Regions from separate parts of the Homo sapiens genome. Here region 2 is linked to region 1. A link is an interaction called in ENCODE POLR2A ChIA-PET data of the cell type or tissue named here. Cell type or tissue: GM12878. All regions are shown on one strand. Each heading gives the region's core, and the rest is flanking DNA. Links, peaks and the distances in the headings are about the cores only.

Region 1 (10,894 bases), core at 4,199-6,698:
AAACCAGTGCGCCTGTCCACGGCACAGAATCCAAATCTACTCTTCCCTTCTCCTGAGATCAAACTCTAGAACTAAGAGGTCACATGTAAAGCTGTTAAAAGAACAAAAATACTGATTATCTGAATTCATTAGGATCTTAAGGATATGTAAAAACTACATAATGCAGTCTTTTAAATATTACAATGTTGGGTTATGTCTTATAAATGAAATATTTTAGGTAATATTGGACGAATATTTTTAAAGTAGTCTGGTCTATAAAAGAGAGGAGGCCAGGTGTGGTGGCTCACGCCTGTAATCCCAGCACTTTGGGAGGGAGGCCGAGGCAGGTGGATCATCTGAGGTCAGGAGTTCGAGACCAGCCTGGCCAACATGATGAAAACCAGTCTCTACTAAAAAAAATACAAAAAAATGAGCTAGGCGTGCTGGCAGGCGCCTGTAATCCCAGCTACTCGGGAGGCTGAGGTTGCAGTGAGCCGGGACTGCACCACTGCACTCCAGCCTGGGCAACAAGAGCAAAACTCCTTCTCAAAAAAAAAAAAAAGAGAGAGAAAGAGAGAAAGAGAGAGAGGAAATAGTTGGTGGCTTGTTCAGTTCAACTAACACAGAGCCTGGGGTTTGGGGAGCCTGATGGTGAACTCTGTCTTGCTTAATGAAAGGTCACTATTGTCCCTCTGCCCGAATAATAATTTCCCTTCCTTTTTGGCTTCCTTATGAAATACCACGAAGCTCTACTCTAAAAAGTCATAACATGTTGTGCCCAGGGAAGATGTTGAATTGAAATTTTTTAATATGTGCTTTATTAAACAAACCACTTAAAACATTATTTTTGTCCTTCTGAAGAGTGACTTATTCTGCACATGAATTCAGAGTGAGTTAAATATTCAACCTATATATGTTTCATAACACAAGAGATATATAAATAAATGAGAAAGTAGGGGGGAAAAAGAGGTTTAGTAAGGATGCAGTAAGAGTTTCCTATCTTGTCAGAATTTCGCGTTTAAGTTTCTTTTAAGAAAGTAGTTTCCTGGCCCATGCTGAAACTCCCTTAGCCCTGCAAATAACACAAGGGCATCCTGTTCAAATGTTATTATGGAAACACTGTGCTGTTCTGGGCCAAATGTATCCAAATTAAACTGAGGGGGATGGAAATAACTCTCCCTTGATACGCCCTGGTTGCTGAAGGTGGGTTTGTTTTTAAGTAGAATAAAATGTACAGCTGAATATAAAAACAGATACATCCTCATCTTGTAAACCTGAGTGACATGTCATTCCACCTCTGGACTCTAGAAGAAAAAAAACACTAAGGTCATGCCTAAAATAAAAAGAGTGAAGGGAAAAGGATCATACCAGAGGTAAAACCGCAGACTTTCCCCACCTTTTTATTAAGGTATTAGGCAGGTTACAATTTGACAGTGAGATCATTTCTCTGGAACCAGGAAGGCACTGTGGGTTTGTTTTTCCAACGCACACTCTGACCCCTGTAAGAGCTTCTGAATCAGGTGTCTGGTCTTGGTAGGAACCAGTGATTAGTACTTATTTTTCAAAGGCTATTTAAACAGACTCTAGGAGTCAAAAGGGAGACAGAAAAAAAAAGTTGTTTCATTTATTTTTTAACTATGAGAGAACTTAAAATTACATGTTGTAGGAAAGATTTCACCTTCTAGTTATTAAAATAAAGATGACTAACTGGCTTCCTAAAGAACCCAAAAGGTCACATGCATAAAGTTGTTCTTTTGTAATATGTTTCTGTTTAAATTTTTGTTTTAAAAATTTAAGTTCCAGAGGACATGAACATCACTTGGATTGCCTAAATAAAGGATGCTGGTTTTGCCTCTTACCAGGCAAAGTCAATTGACTTTGCAGAACCTCTGTTTCCGCATCTATAAATCCACTTCCTGCCCTCAGGGAGAGGTTATTGAGGTTAAATAATCTCCTATCCCTAAAAGTGTTAAATCCAGGGTCTGGCACATATTGGGGTTCAATAAATATTCATTTCCTTCCTTCCTCCTGACTTTCGGTGACTGAGGCCAATGACCAATGTTGTCATAAATGGAAATGGGGAAATGAGAAGGATGAGTAGGTAAGGAAAAGATTGCGCTAAACATTTTAGCCAAAAATAGTAAAAGTCTCTTTAAGTTCATATTGTTCATGGTAACTCATTTTAAACTGATGTAAGGGCTATATTATACTAATACATTTATTATTTTTAAGGTACAACACTGTTTTCAACTATTAATGAAGAAAAACCCATTAAATCTCCTCTGTGTAAACTTGTAGTACTGCTTGAAAAATCTCAAAGACCAAGGAAGAAGTTAATATTGTCCCATCAGCACCCTTGCACTGCATTGCCCTGTTTTCATTACTTTGTGGCCCTTATGTTATATTGTTAATTTTTAAGTTGTTTACTTTTCTGACTTCCTCACAATGTGGGATTCACAAGAGATGGGAGAGTTCTTAACCTGTCATGTTTTCTGTTATAGCTCCAGCCCCTAGAACAATGATTGGCCCAGAGTAGGCTCTTTACAGTAAACAAATATTTATAAATATTTGTTGATTGAATGAACTTGCAGTAACATGCCCTTTACTACTGCGGAAACCCTACTGATGAAGGCTCCACCATTTTCAACATTCAAAAAACATGTACCAAATATTTTTGGTCACCTAAAAAGAGGAGCCCAGTGTTATTTTTTTAATTTTATTTAGTTACTAAAGGAGATAGTGTCTCAGTCAATGCTCTATGAGCAAATTTAAAGACTCTGAAGGACTTCTTCATATTTATTAGTGTTTGTTCTTTTAATTTTTTTGTTTCACATCCTTTTTAAATTTTTTAAACTTTTAAGTTCAGGGGCACATGTACAGGTTTGTCACATAGGTAAACTTGTTGGATGTTGTTATACAGATTATTTCATCCACCCACGTATCAAGCCTAGTACCCATTAGTTATTTTTCCTGATGGTCCAATGCGGCATTTTCTTGGGAAAAGAAAAAAGAAAGATGGAAGAGCAACATTTACAGGACTACACTTACGGGCACTTCCGATTAAAGCTAATTACAACCTTTGAAAATAATAAATAAGGACTCTGAGGAATTCAAAGAAATAAAGGCAGCAAACAGCATGCTAACATAACACCGTTGCTAGTCAGGTGTCAACAAGCAAAAACAGTCACACATGTTCATCTAATTCCAATTGGCCCCTGTTGAAAGGGGCTGTTTTACAGGGCCTTCAAGTGTTAGAGACCTCGCACGTCAATCCTACTACTGTCCCTTCAGCTCATGTCCAAGCCCGCCTGGCTCATAAGCGCATCCTCACAGGGTCTTGAGCTGATGGTAGGCACCAAATGGAAGCAGCTAGATCCCCCTCTGCTGCAAGCATGAGAAACGCTGCAAAGGCTGAATCGAAGAAGGGAAAGTAACCAGAAACAAAAGACTGCATTCCAATTTCCCTGAACATTTTTGACACAGAAAGCAGTAGAGTATACTAGTTTTCAAAATGCAATATATTTCAGTCTCTACTAAGCAATCTTGTGTCTTTATGAACACATATCCAGAGAAGCAGCACAGGATAAAGAAATATCTACGGGATTCCCAACCCAGGGAATGAATATCAGCTCTTCCTGTGCTTATTGGCTCGTACACACCTTTGTTGGGCGAACTTTCTTCTTTACATGGGCATAAACAAATAACTAACAGTGTGTGTGGGGAGGAAAGTAGGGAGAAGTTGGAATACAATATCTGCCTTGCTTAGGGTTGTTGTGAAGATCAAATGGGCCAACAGATATGGAATTTTTTTTTAGAAACTTTAAAATCCTACGTAAAGGCAAGAAACCACTGTCATTTTTTTCACCCGGAAAAAAATTCTATGAAAACTGCCTTTCATAATTGAATTCTTTCCTCAAATATACTTTTATTAACTGATAGTTAATAAAGATTTATCACACGGTGAATTCTAACAAAAATAGTTTTTAACCAGACAATTTTTTAAAAGTGAAATAAGAAAAAATATATATTTGTATAAGGTCAGGTGAGGTGACCCATGCCTGTAATCCCAGTACTTTGGGAGGCGGAGGCAGGAGGATTGCTTGAAGCCAGGAGTTTGTGACCAGCCTGGGCAACAAAGTGAGATCCTGTCGCAAAAAAAGATAAGACAGACATTATCTAGGTGTGGTGGCATGCACCTGTAGTCCCAGCTACTCAGGAGACTGAGGTGGGAGGATCACTTGAGCCCCGGAGTTCGAGGCAGCAGTGAACCGATATGGTGCCACTGCACTCCAGCCTGGGCAACAGAGCAAGACCTTATCTCCAAAAACAAACAAATAAACAAACAAACAAAAAACACAAAAAAGCATTTATATATAACCAGAACAATGACCACATTCTTTCCAAGTTGTACAGAAAGACCAGCAAAGCTGAGGAAGAACTGAGCCATGTTCTAAAGCATTCAGTCAATCATTACCTCTTCCAAAAAATCTCTCCACTCTAGTCCTAATCATTGTGCAAAGCTAGCAATTTCTTGCCGTTCCCACTACCATTCCTCTAGGTCAGGCACTTGATCTCTTGCCCGTTTGCTGAAAGAGCCTTCTATCTGGTCACTGATTTCTCCCCCGTCTCATTAACGGTCTGGAGTGGAGTCAGGGTGACGTATCTGAAACAAACTCTTCCAGGGTGGGCCACCTCTAGCATCATCTTTCTGACCCACCCACTTGCACTCTCCACTCCAGCCAGGCTGAACTCCTCAGCTCCTGCAGTCCACCATGTGGCCGCTTGCCTCTGGCCTTTGTTCCTGAAGTTCTGCCTGGGGCCACACTTGGTTCCTCCCACCCACTTCACTACATTGATTCCTGCTCATCCTTCAGGCTTCAGTCCCCTTCCTGGGAAGACTTCCTTGACTCCAATAAATGCCACCACTATTGCTGCATCTCTTCTCATAGCTTTAAACATGCTCTCCTGCAGCTGATGTTGAATGGTCTTCACTCCCCCAGACCAAGCTTGTCCAATCCATGGCAGGCTTTGAATACAGCCCAACACACATTTGTAAACTTTCTTAAAATATTATGAGGTTTTTTTGTGCTTTTTTTTTTTTTTTAGCTCATCAGCTATCATTCGTGTTAGCGTATTTTACGTGTGGCCCAAGACAATTCTTCTTCTTCCAATGTGGCCCAGGGAAGCCAAAAGATTGGATAGCACTGCCCTAGACTATCAGCCACGCCGCTCTGGCTCTCACTTCCCACTTCCCCAGGGCCTGGCTCAATATTTTTTTAAAAGTATGGTATAAATGAATAACTGATCTCTTGTTCTGTCTGCTTTAATCATGTGACTGAGTGCAAAAAAACAATTACCCACTTAAAAACACAGAGATGCAAGTGAATCCTTTGCCATAACAATGAGCCCACTCTTTATCAATACCCTGTTGTGCCAAACAGGTAGAGAGGTTTTAAAAAAGAGTCAAGTATCCCAACTCATATTAAATTTCCCCATATTCTCCATATTTTAAAAGCACTGGTTTAGTCATGGGTGATGCCCTTTAAGTATTCCGTACAAAAGGTATTTTCAAATTCCAATGACATGTACTTTCATCGGTTAATTTTTAATTGAGCCAAATATTAAATGTTCACATTAACCAGACAAAGCATTTTTAGCTACTGATTTGCAGTGACAGCTTGTGTTATTCTCACACACAGGCCAAGCATGAAATAGAAAACTAATAACCCCTTAACTGTATTCTCAAAGTATCATTTATGGGAAAGAAAACTACATTCAAAGGAAACTTGTGCAATGGCTGTCATTTTTTTCCCTGAGCCACAAGCTGTTACAAAGCAGGAGAGCTCATTTTCTCACAGATACGGACAAGCTCAAGAATCCCACTGTCACTGGATGTATTCATTAAGAAGGAATCTGGCAGCAGCACAGGGGACAGATACTTTGGAGAACAGGCCAATTATCTGGGTGTCCTTTATAATTTGAAGTTTCTGAATTCACTCATAGATAAGCTGCTTGAAGAGGGCCTGGCAATGGGAACATAATGCACAGATGGCCACTGAAGAAACAAGAGGGAGGAAGGGAGGCTGGAAGAGAGAAGAGAATTTGCTTGTGGTTTCATTCATGGGGACAAATCTACAAGCTGACACATTCATCTTTTTAAAAAGCCCCTGGAGAAGTATGGTCAAGCTTCACTACAAGTAAACAAATCAAAATCTTTCTCAAACAGATGACAACTGATGAGCAACAATGCTTTGAGTTTGCTTCATGCTAACGGATGAGGGTTCTCAAAATACAAATTCCATCAGTTGTTAAAACCACAGATAGGCTGTGATGCTGGCTTGAACCAGAATAGAGAACTCAGCCAAAAGCTGCCAGGCCAATGGTTTTATGTAAGACATCCCAGGTGGTCTTCTTGTTGAGCAGTGTCTTTAGAAATGGAATCTTAGGTTCTGTCGCCTCTGGGAATGCCGCACTGTACTGACTTCCACCTTCAATTGGCTGCTTATTTTTATGGGAGAAGAACGAGGGGATCATTTATCCTTGTGACTTTTGTGCTGCAGTTCTTTTTATATTTGAGCTACAACACTGATCAGAGTTAAAATCCACCTTGCTCCCACTGTGAGAACCTTGGGCCAGCCCTGCTTTCTATAATGATGGGGTGATGAATAATCTCAGCCTTCAAAACCTTTTCAGTCTGGGTTAGGCTTGAGATGTGAAACAAAAGGAATGAGAGCAACTAGGCATATGTACATACACTGTGTGTCTACAACCTTCGTATAAACAGATAGAATGTGACAACCAGCAGGCTGGTATCTATATTAGCATTAAGGACCAATAAATGTCAAATGTTTAATATAGAGCAAAATCTAGATTTCTCTTCAGGAATAAATGATATACTTTTTCAATTCAATGAAAAGGATGAAATCAAAACACTTAATAGGTATTTTTCTTCTTTCATTTCTATTAAATATTAATGAACCTGTAGGATGGGACATTTCAGACACACACACACACACACACAAACACACACTATAATAAAAGAAGTAGGAGAAAATTAGCTGCTTAGGATGAATTGCTCAGAATGCCCTAACATAATCATTTTATTCATTCATTCAATAAACAGTCATTGTGTGTGCCTATTACCTACTATGCTTGGTGCCAGGTTGAATTTAATAGAAGAAATATTTTATTAATAAGGAAGTCTCAATGAGAAAGGACACCTTGATTTTGTAAGACCTAGAGTCACACATAGAGGATACTATTAGGATATTTGGAACAATACTAATTTGACTCAAGTTGAAGTACTCATTAAGTTGGCAAACTGGTAGTGGGAAGCCAAGCTTTGAACAGCAAAGCTGCAGGTTAACCACCTTAACCCAATCCATGCAAGTCTACAGATTACCTTTGGGAAAAGGTGGGGTGCAAACAACAGTCGCAAACTAAGACAGCATCAGCAGTAGCATTTAGGACCACTTAGGGCAATGAAAGAAGGCAAAAGAGAAACCTACATGATTCGAGGGGAAAGACATATTATGGTTCAACCTCAATTTTTCTCTTGAGATCCAGATCCTTATGTCTAAGGCTTACTGGGCATTTCCACTTGGATATCCTACTGGAATGTCCAAAATGAAATTCATCACATGTACGCCACAAAGCAGTAACTGTTGTTATCTTTCCTTTCCCTCTGGAAGACAGTATCATTTTTTGAGGCAGCCAGGATGGCACTTGAGTCCTGATTCTTTCCCTCCCTCATTCCTCACATTCGACCTGCTGTCAGTCCTTTGATTCTACACGTGCAGTGTGCCCACATCTGTCCTGTCCTTTCTGTTCCAGGTGCTTCAGACCTCATACCTGGTCTCCCCCGTCCAGGCTCAGTCACTGTCAATCTTCCTCCCACGCACACATCCTGCCTTGTCTGAGAACCTTTGCAACATCCTTTCAACATCCCTGGTACAGTTAAACGCAGCCATCCTTCAGTAACCTCAGGGGATTGGCTCTAGGAACCCCCAGTGGATACCAAAATCTGAAGATGCTCAAGTCCCTGATATTAAATGAGTAGTACTTGCATATGCACATCCTCCTATATACTTTATTTTATTTATTTGTTTGTTTATTTATTTATTTTTTGAGACAGAGTCTCGCTCTGTCCCCTAGGCTGGAGTGCAGTGACACGATCTCGGCTCACTGCAACCTCCGCCTCCTGGGTTCAAGCAATTCTCCTGCCTCAGCCTCCCGAGTAGCTGGGATTACAGGCGCCCACCACCACACCTGGCTAATTTTTCTATTTTTAGTAGAGAAAGGGTTTCACCATGTTGGCCAGGCTGGACTTGAACTCCTGACTTCAAGTGATCCACCCACCTTGAGCTCCCACAGTGCTGGGATTACAGGCCTAAGCCACTGTGCCTGCCCTACCCCATATATTTTTGATCCAAAGTTGGTTGAATCCATGGATGTGGAACCCAAAGATAGGGAGGGCTGTCTATACAAGTTTCACAACTTAGTATGCAGTGGTAAGTTCTCAAAACTATGGATTTATCTCAGGAGAGTTCTCCATGCCCCAGTCAAATCAGACTCTCCACAATTCCCCAAACACACCTCCCGCATTCATGCCTGCTTTGACGCCTCCAGTTTCCACTACCTGAAAGACCCTCTCCCCGTATCGCCTGCCTGTTCTCTAAAACTTGTCTCAACATTATCTCCGGCATGAAACTCTTCAGATACCACTGTAGCTGGGTTGGGCCTCTCTGTCTACTACACATTGTCCAGGATTACAGTGATTTGTATCCTTGTCTTGGTCTCCTACTGATTGGTAAGTTCCTTGAAGGCAAAAGTTATCTTAGACATTTTTTCGCTTAACTAAAACACCTAGCATAGAGCTTTGCATGGTGTAGGGCCTCAATAAATGTTTTTTTCAATGAAACAAGTTAGTGTGCATGTTTTCCTAAATAACCAGATTCTAAAACCCCTCTCCATGACCATCACTACCCCGGTTCCTGGGAACCCAGGGTTAAGTTTTGTGGACAATTGCTCATTTCCCTCAATTAGGACTTCTTCAAATCATTTTCTTCTTATACTATCACTTTAATGTTTAGTAAGTGGCTTTGTCTCCCTGTTCTTATAATTTTGTTATAAAATACCTCAAAACCTCTCTGTGTGTCTTCAGTGTGTGTGTTTTTAAAGATGCTGGCAGGAATCCATAAAGGATATGGCTAGGAGATAGCCCTGAAATTTTACATCCAGAAATGCCAATGCTGCCATCCTTTATGGACTCGCTTTTTTTTTTTCAAGAAGATAAATCAATATTTAAAGCTGATGATATAATTTGTACTTAATTTTATTCCTATTTTAATTGTAAATCAGATATCAATATATCTGAGATATAGCATTGAACTAAGAAGACTAAGTTTATGTGTCTCATGTTCTTTTAGAAAATTCTAATGCAGCTGAGAGGAATATTTGGCTGCAATTCAATTTCAGAGTTAATATAGAGATATAGCATTCATCATGTTGTAAAGCAGAAAAAATATCATCCTGGTTATCTGCTAAGGAGAGCTGGAAAAAGTCAAGAAGAGACAGCCTGCAACACTGATCCTTTGTTTGGTGCTTCAAGTATTAAAATTGGTAAACTCACCATACTCTGTTGCAGCTTAACTGTCTTTTCGACAGTTAAAAATAAGGAAATATGGTAACTGGATCTGTCACAAGAAAAGATGTATTGGTCTCAATGGAGAAAACCTCCCCTGAAAAATTAAAGCTTCACTTGACACAGTGGGTTCTCGGGTTGTTTTTGGGAGACATGATAATGAGCAGAGTGGAGTCAGTCATCAGTTTCTGACTCATTACATGGAAGCCCCAGAGAGCTGATTATTAACTAAAAATGGAATACGCTTCTATCCCTGAAGTTGTGAAGGCAAAACAAGAAGCAGAATGGAAACACAAATTTCCCCATTGACGCATGTGGCCCAAACGCGATGCTCAAGGGCAGGTGTCTTCCACAGTTAACCTGCTCATGGAATGTGGTTGATCGCCCCAGAAAATCACCCAAGTCACTCTCAGTATATTGCTACAAATGGCCATACCAGTATGTCAGGGAGATTCCCTTTCTCACATGTTTAAAAGGGCGTTTGGGGAAGTAGTCCTTACCCTAAGCTATTTTAGTTTAGTTAGTCAAACATTTATTGAAGTCTCAGGTATAACCCCACTATAATCTTGCACTAGAGGAATCAAAGTAAGTACAAATTTTGCCAGCAGATACTATCTTTTCTCTGCACAGGTTAAAGTTTATAATCACTAGAGGAAAAGGATAGTGTCTGGTCACAGAATTTTGACCTGCCCAGCTGCCTGCAGCAAGTTTGGGGTGAGGGTTATCCTCTCACTTTGATTAGACTCCCCACTTCTGCTCCCTTTTGCTAGTATCTAAGCGCATTACGGTTTTCTTCAGGTAAATCCTACCCATCACTAATTGGAAGTTAACAAGGAGCTACACCTGAGAGGTCCCTCACCGGTGGAATGATAAGGCAGGTAGGGGATGGTCACAGGGGTGGTGGCACCTATGAGAAAGTCCCATGGCTTGGAAGAGAGAGGAATAATCATTCAATCCTTATTCACACTGAAGGACAGATGGGTGTATCTTTTGTCTGGCAAATGGAGGGCAGAGAAATAGTGCTATAGCATATACAGAATTGGGCATATATAAGAACAACAAGTGACAATCTATAAAAATATGTTTTTAAGTGAAAACAGCTTTGTTGGCATTTTGAAAGTTTTACAGTCTCCATTTAAACGAACAGACCACAAGCCCAAAAAAGTCCGAAGGCAAATGCCAGTGTTACAATGGACTGTGAATTTCTGTAACTAGCATCGTAGAAGTGTCTTGATAAATAGAACAGTAATATAACCTCAAACCAAAACAAAA
Region 2 (10,894 bases), core at 3,939-6,438, 260 kb before region 1:
ATATATAATGTGTTATAATATTATATATAAATATATAGGAGGAGCTTAGGATTATATATAATATGGTAATAAACCCAGATAAATTATTTTTGGGATATTTAGAAACAAAGCCAATCATCAGAGGCCCATCCTGGGTGACTTAATAACTTGAGTCTTCTATTTAAATCACTTTAACAGCCTGTAATCACAGCACTTAGGGAGGCCGAGGCAGTAGGATCACCTGAGGTCAGGAGTTTGAGACCAGCCTGGCCAACATGGTGAAACCCCGTCCCTACTAAAAATACAAAAATTGGCCGGGCACGGTGGCTCATGCCTGTAATCCCAGCACTTTGGGAGGCCGAGGCGGGTGGATCACCTGAGGTCAGGAGTTCAAGACCAGCCTGACCAACCTGGAGAAACCCTGTTTCTACTAAAAATACAAAATTAGCCAGGTGTAGTGGCGCATGCCTGTAATTCCAGCTACTCGAGAGGCTGAGGCAGGAGAATCGCTTGAACCCAGAAGGTGGAGGTTGCGGTGAACCGAGATTGCGCCATTGCACTCCAGCCTGGGCAACAAGAGCAAAACTCCGTCTCAAAAACAAAACAAAAATTAACCCGGCGTGGTGGTGGATGCCTGCAATCCCAGCCACTTTGGGAGACTGAGGCAAGAGAATTGCTTGAACCTGGTATGTGGAGGCGGCAGTGAGCCGAGATCACACCATTGCATTCCAGCCTGGCAACAAGAGTGAGACTCCATCTCAGAAACAAACAAACAAATCACTTTAACAAACAAACTATAAAGTACTTACCATACATGCCAGGCACTCTGCCAGGCATCCTGGGCAATTCAAAGATGATTTGCCTCTGGCCTGCTTAGAGTGGCTTAGATGGAAAATTCCATTTCATGACCTCTCTTTCCTCCATGTCTTCTCAGACCTGTCTAAACTGGTAAGCGCTGCACCCATTCAGGTTGTGGGTAACAGCTGAGATTGCAGTGTGTGTCCCACACTGGCATCTACAGGGCTCCAAGAGTCTGAGGATGTGGTGGGGGCCATGAGTTCCGTACAATACATATTTTTTGATGCTAATTTTTAAAGATCTTAATAGAAGTGAATGCAGCATCATTTGGTGACCACTCCAAAACTAAATCCCTGCCCAGGAGTGAGGTACCTGCATTTGTATTTACAATCTTTTTGTCACCAAGGAACATATAATTGTCCTGGTCTACTGCCAGAAGAGTGGGGTCTGAAAAGGAGAGATCTTGGCAGACGAAACTGTGACACCACCTTGTGCCAACTGAACACAAAGATTTCAACTAGTTAGAGAAGAGGCAAGGAAATCACTGAGCCATTAGATGCCCCCCAAGAATACAGGGATGTCAAAATTAAACAAAACAACAAAACTGCTGCCACAGCAATGAGTGCTGTTTCATAGAGAGCAGCAATTTAGCTTCAACAAACAAGATCAACAGTCCTGTGAGGTAACATTTTAATTTTGTTGGCTTTGTGATTTGTTTTGTTTGTTTGTTTGTTTTTTGAGACGAAGTCTTGCTCTGTCGCCCAGGCTGCAGTGCAGTGGCATGATCTTGGCTCACTGCAACCTCTGCCTCCCAGGTTCAAGAGATTCTCCTGCCTTAGCCTCCTGAGTAGCTGGGATTACAGGCGCCCACCACCATGCCCTGCTAATTTTTGTATTTTTAGTACAGAGAGGGTTTCACCATGTTGGCCATGCTGGTGTTGAACTCCTGACCTCAGGTGATCGGCTCATCTCAGCCTCCCAAAGTGTTGGGATTACAGGCGTGAGCCACCATGCCCAGCCTGTGATTTGTTTTTGACTTGTAAATTTGTTTTTATAAATCAATGCATAAGAGCTATGAGTATAAAGGATTAAATATGGAGTTTTGTATTTGTAAGCAGCATTACTATAGAAAAAAATTTAAGGCAATAAAGGGGGTCCACAACATATTTTCCCCTGAAAAGGGGTCCAGGCCAGGCGTGGTGGCTCACACCTGGAGTTCCAGACTTTTGGAGGCTGAGGCGGGAGGGTTGCTTGAGCCCAGGAGTTCAAGAGCAGCCTGGGTAACATAGTAAGACTCCATCTCTAAAAAAATTTTAAAAATTAGCCAGGTGTGGTGGCATGCATCCGTAGTCCCAGCTACTCAGGAGGCTGAGGCAGGAGGATTGCTTGAGCTGAGGAGTTCAAAGCTACCATGAGCCATGATGGCACCACAGCACTCCAGCCTGGGCAACAGAGCGAGACCCTGTATCCAAAAATAAAAAATAAATTTAAAACTGTTCATATGTTGCTGAAGCTTAAAAACACTCAGGTGACAGCAAAGGGAACATTTAGCCACACCGGGCATTGGAGGCTGGTTGCCTGTTCACAGAAGCACAGGTGAAAGAGAATGAAAAACTGTTCTGTCTTATATCAAGAAACCCAAGTTACCTGAAGAATGGACTTCAGACCCTTCTCCTGTAGCTTATATAATAATTGAAACAAAACTAGATTTCTCTTGCACACATGTTTTGGCTGACATTTAATTTTTTCATCATATGTTAATATAGTCACAAAAGACATACTTTATGTTGTAAAAATTGGATTTAAAGAACTGTTGGAGTACTCTTTTACATATAAATAACGGAGTCTAAATACCATGAGCGTTGAAAACCATCAACATTGACTTAAAAAGGATGTGGACCTCTGTTGCTTAACTTTCAGAACTGTTTATAATTTCTTTCTCTTCTTGAACCCACATTTCCATTGTACTTCTCCCATGGAATTTTATCCCGTTGCAATATCTTTATGCTTCAAGGCATTAATCAATCACTCAGTCCTGATTCTTTGCCACAGAAATATGCCCATAAATTGGAATTTCAAGCTTTTTAAACTTTCAGTAGCCATAGGGTACTAGGCATTAATTTTTATCTGGACTGATTTATTGCTATAATTGTTATTAGTTTACAATTCATCAAAACAACATAAATATATTTCAAATGTTGACATATAATTATTATATATAAAAGTAAACTGCTGTTGAAAATGTCTCTCTAGATATGGATTTATCTATAGGTGAATATTACTTATTGCTGGAGTAAGACAAGGTTCAGCTTCAATTCTATTCCTAGTTTTCATTTTTACACATGTAAGCTCTAAAAAAATTTTGTTCTATAAATAAATGGCAGGCACTTTGTTACAACAGTGACATCCAACTCTTTGAACTCTTTCCAAGGGATATTCCAAAAATCACCTAATAATCCCTCATCAAAAATTAAAAAAAATCCATCATCGGCCGGGCGCCGTGGCTCACGCCTGTAATCCCAGTACTTTGGGAGGCTGACGCAGGCAGATCACGAGGTCAGGAGATCGAGACCATCATGGCTAACATGGTGAAACCCCATCTCTACTAAAAATACAAAAAATTAGCCAGGTGTGGTGGTGGGTGCCTGTAGTCCCAGCTACTCGGGAGGCTGGGGCAGGAGAATGGCGTGAACCCAAGAGGCGGAGCTTGCAGTGAGCTGAGATCGCGCCACTGCACTCCAAGCTGGGTAACAGGGCGAGACTCCGTCTCAAAAAAAAAAAAAAGAAAAAAATCCATCATCAAAAATTGTTTTTAGTATTCTATCAGGTGACAACTCAATTAGCTTCTCCTTTAATTATAATAAAAGCCAATACACTCTCCCTAAAAAAGGAAACCATCTGATTTACAAAAGATTCAAAAGATTTGTTATTCAATCATTGGAGTCATTTAATTTTCCAACTTTGGGAAAAATAACCAAAAATGATGATTAATTATATCTATTTATTCTTACATTTAGGCATTTTGTTTCACCCACTGTTACCAGAAAGTGTTAGGGAAATCTAAATACTGTTAATTTCAATATGCCTTTGCCAATAGACTATTTTTGATAAAATGCTTTTACCTTATCAAGGGCTTTACATCTATTTTATTTGAGACATTGGAGCTGCTAATTTAGTTCATTTAATTTATGGAAAATGTCTGTCATCCTATGAACAAATTGATAAAGTCAATCCTCATTGTCTAACCAATCAGTGAAATTACTGAGGCTTTCTGTTAGAAACAATCCGCCCTCATTCCTCAATTCAAGTGAATGTGTTAAGATGTGTCTCTGAGACAGTATCTCACTTCAAAGAGTGCTGTGGGATAAAGCTTACAGACTTGCCACCCACTGCATGTGAGTTTCTCTCCTTGCTTGCTTTCTCTCTGGTGGCAAGTTCTCTGTCAATACTTAGGAGATAGAAGAGGAGAAACAACAGTTTAAAACAGTCTGAGCATCTAAGTTGGATTAAAAAACTCCATCTCTGAAGCTATGTTTTCCTTTAACAGAAATATGTGTGACTGCAAGTTTATGATGTTTTGATTAAACACCAATATGTCAAATTGCCCTTGGCTTGATGCTCTAGTCTTTATGTTCTGGGGCACCCACAAGAGGTGCACTTTTCTTTTGTAAGGAGGGAGAAGAGCAGTTGTGAATGGGAGGTTGGCAAAGGAGACCTGGTCCGTTCTCAGCAGGTCAGTATCTGTCAAAATTCTCAAGGAAGTTGCAGATCTGGAAATCTGTTTGCATTAACCCAACTCTAGAGTGCCTACGCCTGTGGAGGCCCACAGACTTTTGAGGAGAGGTACAAAGAGTTGGATTAACAAAAATATACTCCCAGATCCCCAACTTCCCTGGGAGTCTTGCCTGATACTGATGTTCCTCTTGCCTGAAAGAGTTCCTACCACCACCCAGAAGGTTAGCAAAGCAACCCTCCTTTCTATTCTATAGGGTTTATGAATGAGGACCAGAGGCTTCCAGACCCTTCCCTTCACCCCTACCCCAGACCTGCACCCTCTCCAACCACATGCTCAATGTTGGGAAGAGTCAGGTGCATGGTGCCTTTAAATATGAAACTTAGAATGCAAGTTAGGACCAACATGATTAAAATATTCTTTTTTTCTTTTTGAGACAGGGTCTTGCTCTGTTGCCCAGGCTGGAGTGCAGTGGTGCAATCATAGCTCACTGCAGCCTCGACCTCCTGGGCTCAAGCTATCCTCCCCACCTCAGCTTCCTGAGTAGCTGGGACCACAGGCATGCGCCGCCACCCTGGCTAATTTTTTTTTTTTTTTTTTGTAGAGATGAGGTCTTGTCATATTGCCCCTGCTGGTCTTGAACTCCTAGGCTCAAGCAATCCTCCCACTTCAACGTCTTAAAGTGCTGGGATTACTGGTGTGAGCCACTGCACCCAGCCTAAAATATGGTTCTGATTCTAGTAGACAATGAGTTTTCTGGAATAGTAGTGCAAATTTTAATCCAACCTAAAAAAATTCAAAATAATTATTAGTCAATATTCTAATTCACATTGTGGAGGAAAAACTTTTTGCTAGATTCACACGTCAGTAGTTTTATAAGCAGGCGTGAAAACACAGTAGTCAAGAAAAGGAAACCTCAATCAAGTAACAGCAGGAAGCCTTCACTCACTCCACCTCCAGTAGCCTTTAAAAACAGAAACAAGGGGCCGAGCGTGGTGGCTCATGCCTGTAATCCCAGCACTTTGGGAGACTGAGGCAGGTGGATAACTTGAGGTCGGGAGTTCAAGACCAGCCTGGTCAACATGATGAAACCCCATCTCTACTAAAACACAAAAATTAGCTGGGCATGGTGGTATGCACCTGTAATCCCAGCTACTTGGGAGGCTGAAGCAGGTGAATTGTTTGAACCCAGGAAGCAGAGGTTGCAGTGAGCCAAGATTGTGCCAATGCACTCCAGCCTGGGCTGCAGAGCAAAACTCCATCTGCAAAAATAAAAATTAAAAAAAAAAAAGAAAACAGAAACAAGCAACATATGACACACAAAATACACCTCTCCTCGAGCAAAGGCTAGAGCATTTTTCCAAGATGGGTTTTTCTTGAAGTTTGTTTCAGAGGGAGTAGAAAGGCCAGGAATCACCGCAGATGCACTTGAGCCCCACTGGGAAGGGAGACGGCCTTATCTCGAGCACTGGCTTGGAGGATGGGGGCTGGGAATATGTAGGAGGGAAAAGAAAAGAATGAGCTTGTCAAGTTTTGGTTGTCTCAGTGCTTCTGAAATAGGTGGAAATTATAGCTCAAGTCCCTTCACCATGGGAACATCTGGAATATAAGTACTTCTGTGCACATTAAGAGGACTATTTATAGTTTTCTACGAATGTTAGGGAAGGCAATTATGTAAAATACTACTATATTATTAGGTATCTGAAAAATACCAGGCTTGCAATAACTGTTTGCAAAGATCTAAAAGCGATTCAGACTTTCACAGATCTGTCTTCTCCAAGTCGGTAAGTACTGGTTTATTTTCCTGATGCAGCAACACCACTCAATTTGAGCTCAAGTCTCTGCTGACACCAACAAAGTGATGTCATCAGGCGTGTTCATCCTGCTGGAGTCCTGTTGGTGCTGGTTATACCACTTGAACTGAGGAAATGTAAGCCCACTTCTGGGATTATCTGGAAAATCCTCCAGCACAGAACTGTGGCTGTTTCATGACCAAGTGGAAGAGGCTACAGATTCCCACAAAGAACTACAGGCATGAGGAGCTTGCTCTTTAGACACTGAGGTGTCTTGATTATGAAGACCTTCTGAGGGTGGCTGGCAACTTTCTGACTTTTAAATATCTGTACCTCCTCAACACTGGCAGCTTTTCAATTATATGAGGTTGTCATGTTAGGTTTCAAAGCATATTTCTGTGGTTGTTACAGCCCATGAGCCTGGGGCAGCGATGGTCAAGACTCTGGTCGACACTTGGGAAAAGCCATTGAGATTTGGCCCTTTGATCGCTTTACTGGTTTTGGACAAGTTTTGTTTTAGTGTCTTCCAAGAATTGATGGGAGGTGGGAGGAAAGGCAGGTGAATGCTTTGATGCCTAGGCTTCAGGTGTCTCCATAGCACTTAACACCGGACGGCTGTGTGTGTGCACTCAGCACTTGGAGACGTAGGGTTTTGGGGGCTGACAGGTGCTTTCCTGTCTCTATCTCATCTGGAAACTTTTCAGGGACATGATTAATAAGCCTAGGATTATTTCATGCTAGCTTATTGTAGGGAGATCTGTATAATATTGTAGTGAGGGTTTTTTTTTAAGTAACTAACAATGTAATTATAAATTACATTTTGCTCTAAGTTACAGTTATATGTATATATGTGTTTGTCTAGACAGATAGATAGATAGATAGATAGATAGATAGATAGATAGATAGATAGATAGATGATAGATAGATGGCTCTTTTGCTTTTGCGTGGCTCTGAAGGTTTTATTTTTCAGGCACTTTGGGAAGTGACCTAGTATGATGGAAAGAGCATGGAATGGAGATCCAGGAATCCTGGGTTTCAGTCTATGCTTTGAACTCATTCGCTAGGAGAATTTTCGTAAATTTCCTGGCTTCTCTAGGCCTTGACTGCATCTGTAAAATAAGTGACTTTGATGCTTGGGGATTCCTGGGATCACTCCTACGCCTAAGTTGTTTGTTGGTGAGATAAACCATACTGTTGGTTCATTCAAGCAACACCCCTGGCCAGGGAAGGGCTTCAACCCACAATATGGAGAAGGAAATTAGACAGCCAGGAAGCATGGGAATAGAGATAGACATAAGTACATACGTCATGGTTTTGTTGAAATAAATAGGAAAAAACTGGAAACACTGCCATGGTTAAATAAATGATCAACTGTCATAAGATGAAATAATATGTAATCATAAAAAGTATTATAAAGCATTTAATTATACAGAAAAAATCCTAATATGCATTAAGCTGTCAGAAAGCAGGCTATAAATAGTCTATCCAGCATATTCTCATTTTTGAAGAACAAAGGGGTTAGGATGGGACCGGGTGTCCAGGTAAAAGAATATTTTGGCAAATTTACAACTCAGAGTTGATTTACACATGGTTTTGCCATCATATACTGGAGCTTTTTCTCCTTTGAAATGTCTCCACTGTAATCAAGCAATTTTCTAAAGCAACACAAGACAATTAACAGTTCCTACCAACTCTCCACTCCACTGTTGCTTTAGGAAGCATTTCCCAGGCCTATTAAACAAGAACGTGAACGCTGCTCTCACGCAGAATAGGCGTGTGTTATACTGAGGGGTCCTCTTTTCTTGTCCCTTATTCTTTGAATCACATATTGAGAAACTGCTAGCAAAGAAGAAATTAAATTCCAGAGTAAACCAGTAGAGCCGTGAGAAGAGAAAAAGAGACATGAGAGAAAAGTTGTCTAAATCCTGTTCACTTAATAATGAAATAGAAAAGCGTAGGTGTGGAAGAAGGATTATGGAGCTGTTAGGGAGCTGGTCATCAGAGTGGCAATGAAACCACTGGCTACCAATGGAGAGGAGGAGGAGCACCATGCTTAGAAGGAAACCAGCAACTAGAAAATCCAAGAATGTAGCTTGGAGGCCGCTCATAATGCAGCCTCCTCAAGCATGTGATTTAATTTCATCTTGAACCACCCAAATCCTCTCTTGAATATTAAATTCCACTGAATGGTATTGTTTGCGGAACTCTCGTCTTCATCCACAAAAGAGGAACAAAATTACAAAGGCTGAAAGTAATTACATTTTCAATAACCTGAAGCTACTAATTCTTAAATGGGTCTTCTTAATTTCAGGGCACAGTTTTAGAAATATTTAACTATTATCTCTCCAAACTGCATTTCATTTTAGCAGTTGAGGATTGAGCAATTGATTGGTTATTATTTCTGCGAATCAAAAATATGAGAATATTTAAAATACAATACCCCCACGCTCTAAATCAAACACAAATGCAAGTTAAATGTCTGAGAGAAACTATGTTTCACTTTCCCAACATCATGGCAGACCTGAGTGCCATGTCCTGGCAGTTTAAGGAAAGGTCTGAAGGCCTTTCCTCAAACGCCAGTGAAGCCGGGATGGTTGAAGGGCGCCAGTCCTGCTGGATCCTAGGCTAAGACATGCATGTCCCCCACGTGGTGTCACCTCGTCATTCCTGAGAATCGATGATACCTTCCCTGTGTCAGACACACAAGAACTGACCTTCCACCTTCTCAACTGGAGCCTGAACTTTCTGCTTTTGGACGTATAAGCACAGCGTGACACAGTAGACAAGAAAGAGGGAGGCTTCCTTTTGTAGCCTAATGAATCAGTCTCCCAACGAGAAGACGATTCTCTAAGAAAAAGCCACCCCAAGGGTCCCACTTAATAGTAAATTATTGTTTTAGTGCATCGAATTGTACCCTAGAGGCCCAAAGGAATTACGATTTTACTTTTACAAAGTGATTTACATAGTGGAGTGTAATCTGTCTCCATAAATCTGAAGCCTCTACAAAACAAGCCACTCCTAAGGTAACACAAAGCAAGGCAATTTCAGTTATATAGTTATTTACCACCACTCAGCTCAGCTTCCCTCAGAGTCAAAGATAGAGAAAATAAACACAGGCCTTTTCTTCATTCTGCCACATGAAAGACCATTTTCTCATGTAATGCAAAAAAGGAAGGGGAGTTGCTGTAAGAGAAGAACTCCCTTCTCTCTCTCTTTCTCCCTCTTCTCTTTCTTTCTCTCTTCTCTGTCTCTCTTCTCCCCTCTTTCTTTCTCTCTCTCTCTTCTCTTTCTTCCTCTCTCTCTCCCCCTCCCTCCAGCCCTTCCTCCCTCTTTTCTTCTCTCTCTCCCTAGGCACAATCCTGAGATGCTTTCAGTTTGGTATGTTCTCAGACACTGCCAGGAAGATTTGCAACGAACATGAGTTCTTGTGCCCACAAATGATGGAACAAAGCATGTCTTACTTACAACATAACTGCTCATTTCACATTTATCTGCCTGTCCTTTGGTTTTGCAATTTGATGCATAATTGAAAGGTGAATTTCAGGTTCGATTAGGAGGAGAGTTCATTACCTTGAACACAGAATTGGTAGCTGAAAACAGATTTTAAATAAGGTCAATCTTCTGTGAATTCAAGTACTGTCTTGAGTTCACAAAACTCTTTTCAACTTGAATATTTATTGCGGGTATTTCCCCAAAGAACATTTGTGGAAGTTGCTGCTGCCAGAAGCTGAAAATATAGTTCACTTAAAAGCAGCTTTATTTATGCAACATTCACGCCTGTAATCCCAGCACTTTGGGAGGCCGAGGCGGGCAGATCACGAGGTTAGGAGATCGAGACCATCCTGGCTAACATGGTGAAAGCCCGTCTCTACTGAAAATACAAAAAAATTAGATGGGCATGGTGGCAGGTGCCTGTAGTCCCAGCTACTCGGAAGGCTGAGGCAGGGGAATGGCGTGAACCCAGGAGGCGGAGCTTGCAGTGAGCTGAGATCGCCCCACTGCGCTCCAGCCTGGGCAACAGAGGGAGACTCCGTCTCAAAAAAAAAAAAAAAAAAAAAAAAAAAAAAAAAAAAAAAAGACCCTGTCCCTATTTATGCAACTTGAGAATACTTTTGTAACTATTTTTATTGATTGAATGTTCAGTCCATTTTCTTATTAGTCATGTTCCACCCCCAAAATGAAGAGGGGGGATAAGACGCTGTGTGCGTAGAAGTATCAAGTTGGACAGAACTGTATTTAGAAAGAGATGCTGGAAGTCTGGAAAGGGCTGCCCATCTGTATAGTTGACCTCAATATATGGTCGTCTGTATAGTTGGTCAACTATATATGGTCAACTATACAGCTATAAAATATGGTTGACCACAATAAGGCACTGATTAAATTCAAAATCATAAGATACACGCACTCAGATTTATTCAGACAAATTGTTCCTCTTCCTGAAAGATGTTTTTTTAAGTCTGAAATTTCAATAAGAAAAGGATTCTAATCATTTCAAAGATCTTTTTTTAAAAAAACCTTCTTTCCCCTTCCCACCTCCCCCAATCCTTCTTAGTATATAGATGAAAACTCCAGCCACCCAGCCCCAACTTGA

Evidence for each region. Peaks named below come from ENCODE experiments on the same cell type or tissue, not always from the same donor. Only the 100,000 strongest peaks of a DNase experiment are listed, where the experiment ranks them.
Region 2: POLR2A ChIA-PET joins it to region 1 with 7 read pairs; 2 of 35 experiments call an interaction of 5 or more read pairs at or near these places.

What each region holds. Positions count from the first base shown.
Region 1 is chr18:63,301,775-63,312,668 of GRCh38, forward strand. All of the region lies in intron 2 of BCL2 (BCL2 apoptosis regulator), which reads right to left. Among named protein-coding and RNA genes, the nearest start is that of BCL2, 13 kb to the right of the region's middle. RefSeq lists an enhancer at 9,804-10,013. In GM12878, for the core only: no CTCF peak of the experiment used is centred there; no DNase peak of the experiment used is centred there; H3K4me3 peaks cover 628 bases; H3K27ac peaks cover 1,397 bases.
Region 2 is chr18:63,045,753-63,056,646 of GRCh38, forward strand. No RefSeq gene overlaps it. Among named protein-coding and RNA genes, the nearest start is that of BCL2, 270 kb to the right of the region's middle. In GM12878, for the core only: no CTCF peak of the experiment used is centred there; a DNase peak (open chromatin) is centred at 5,411.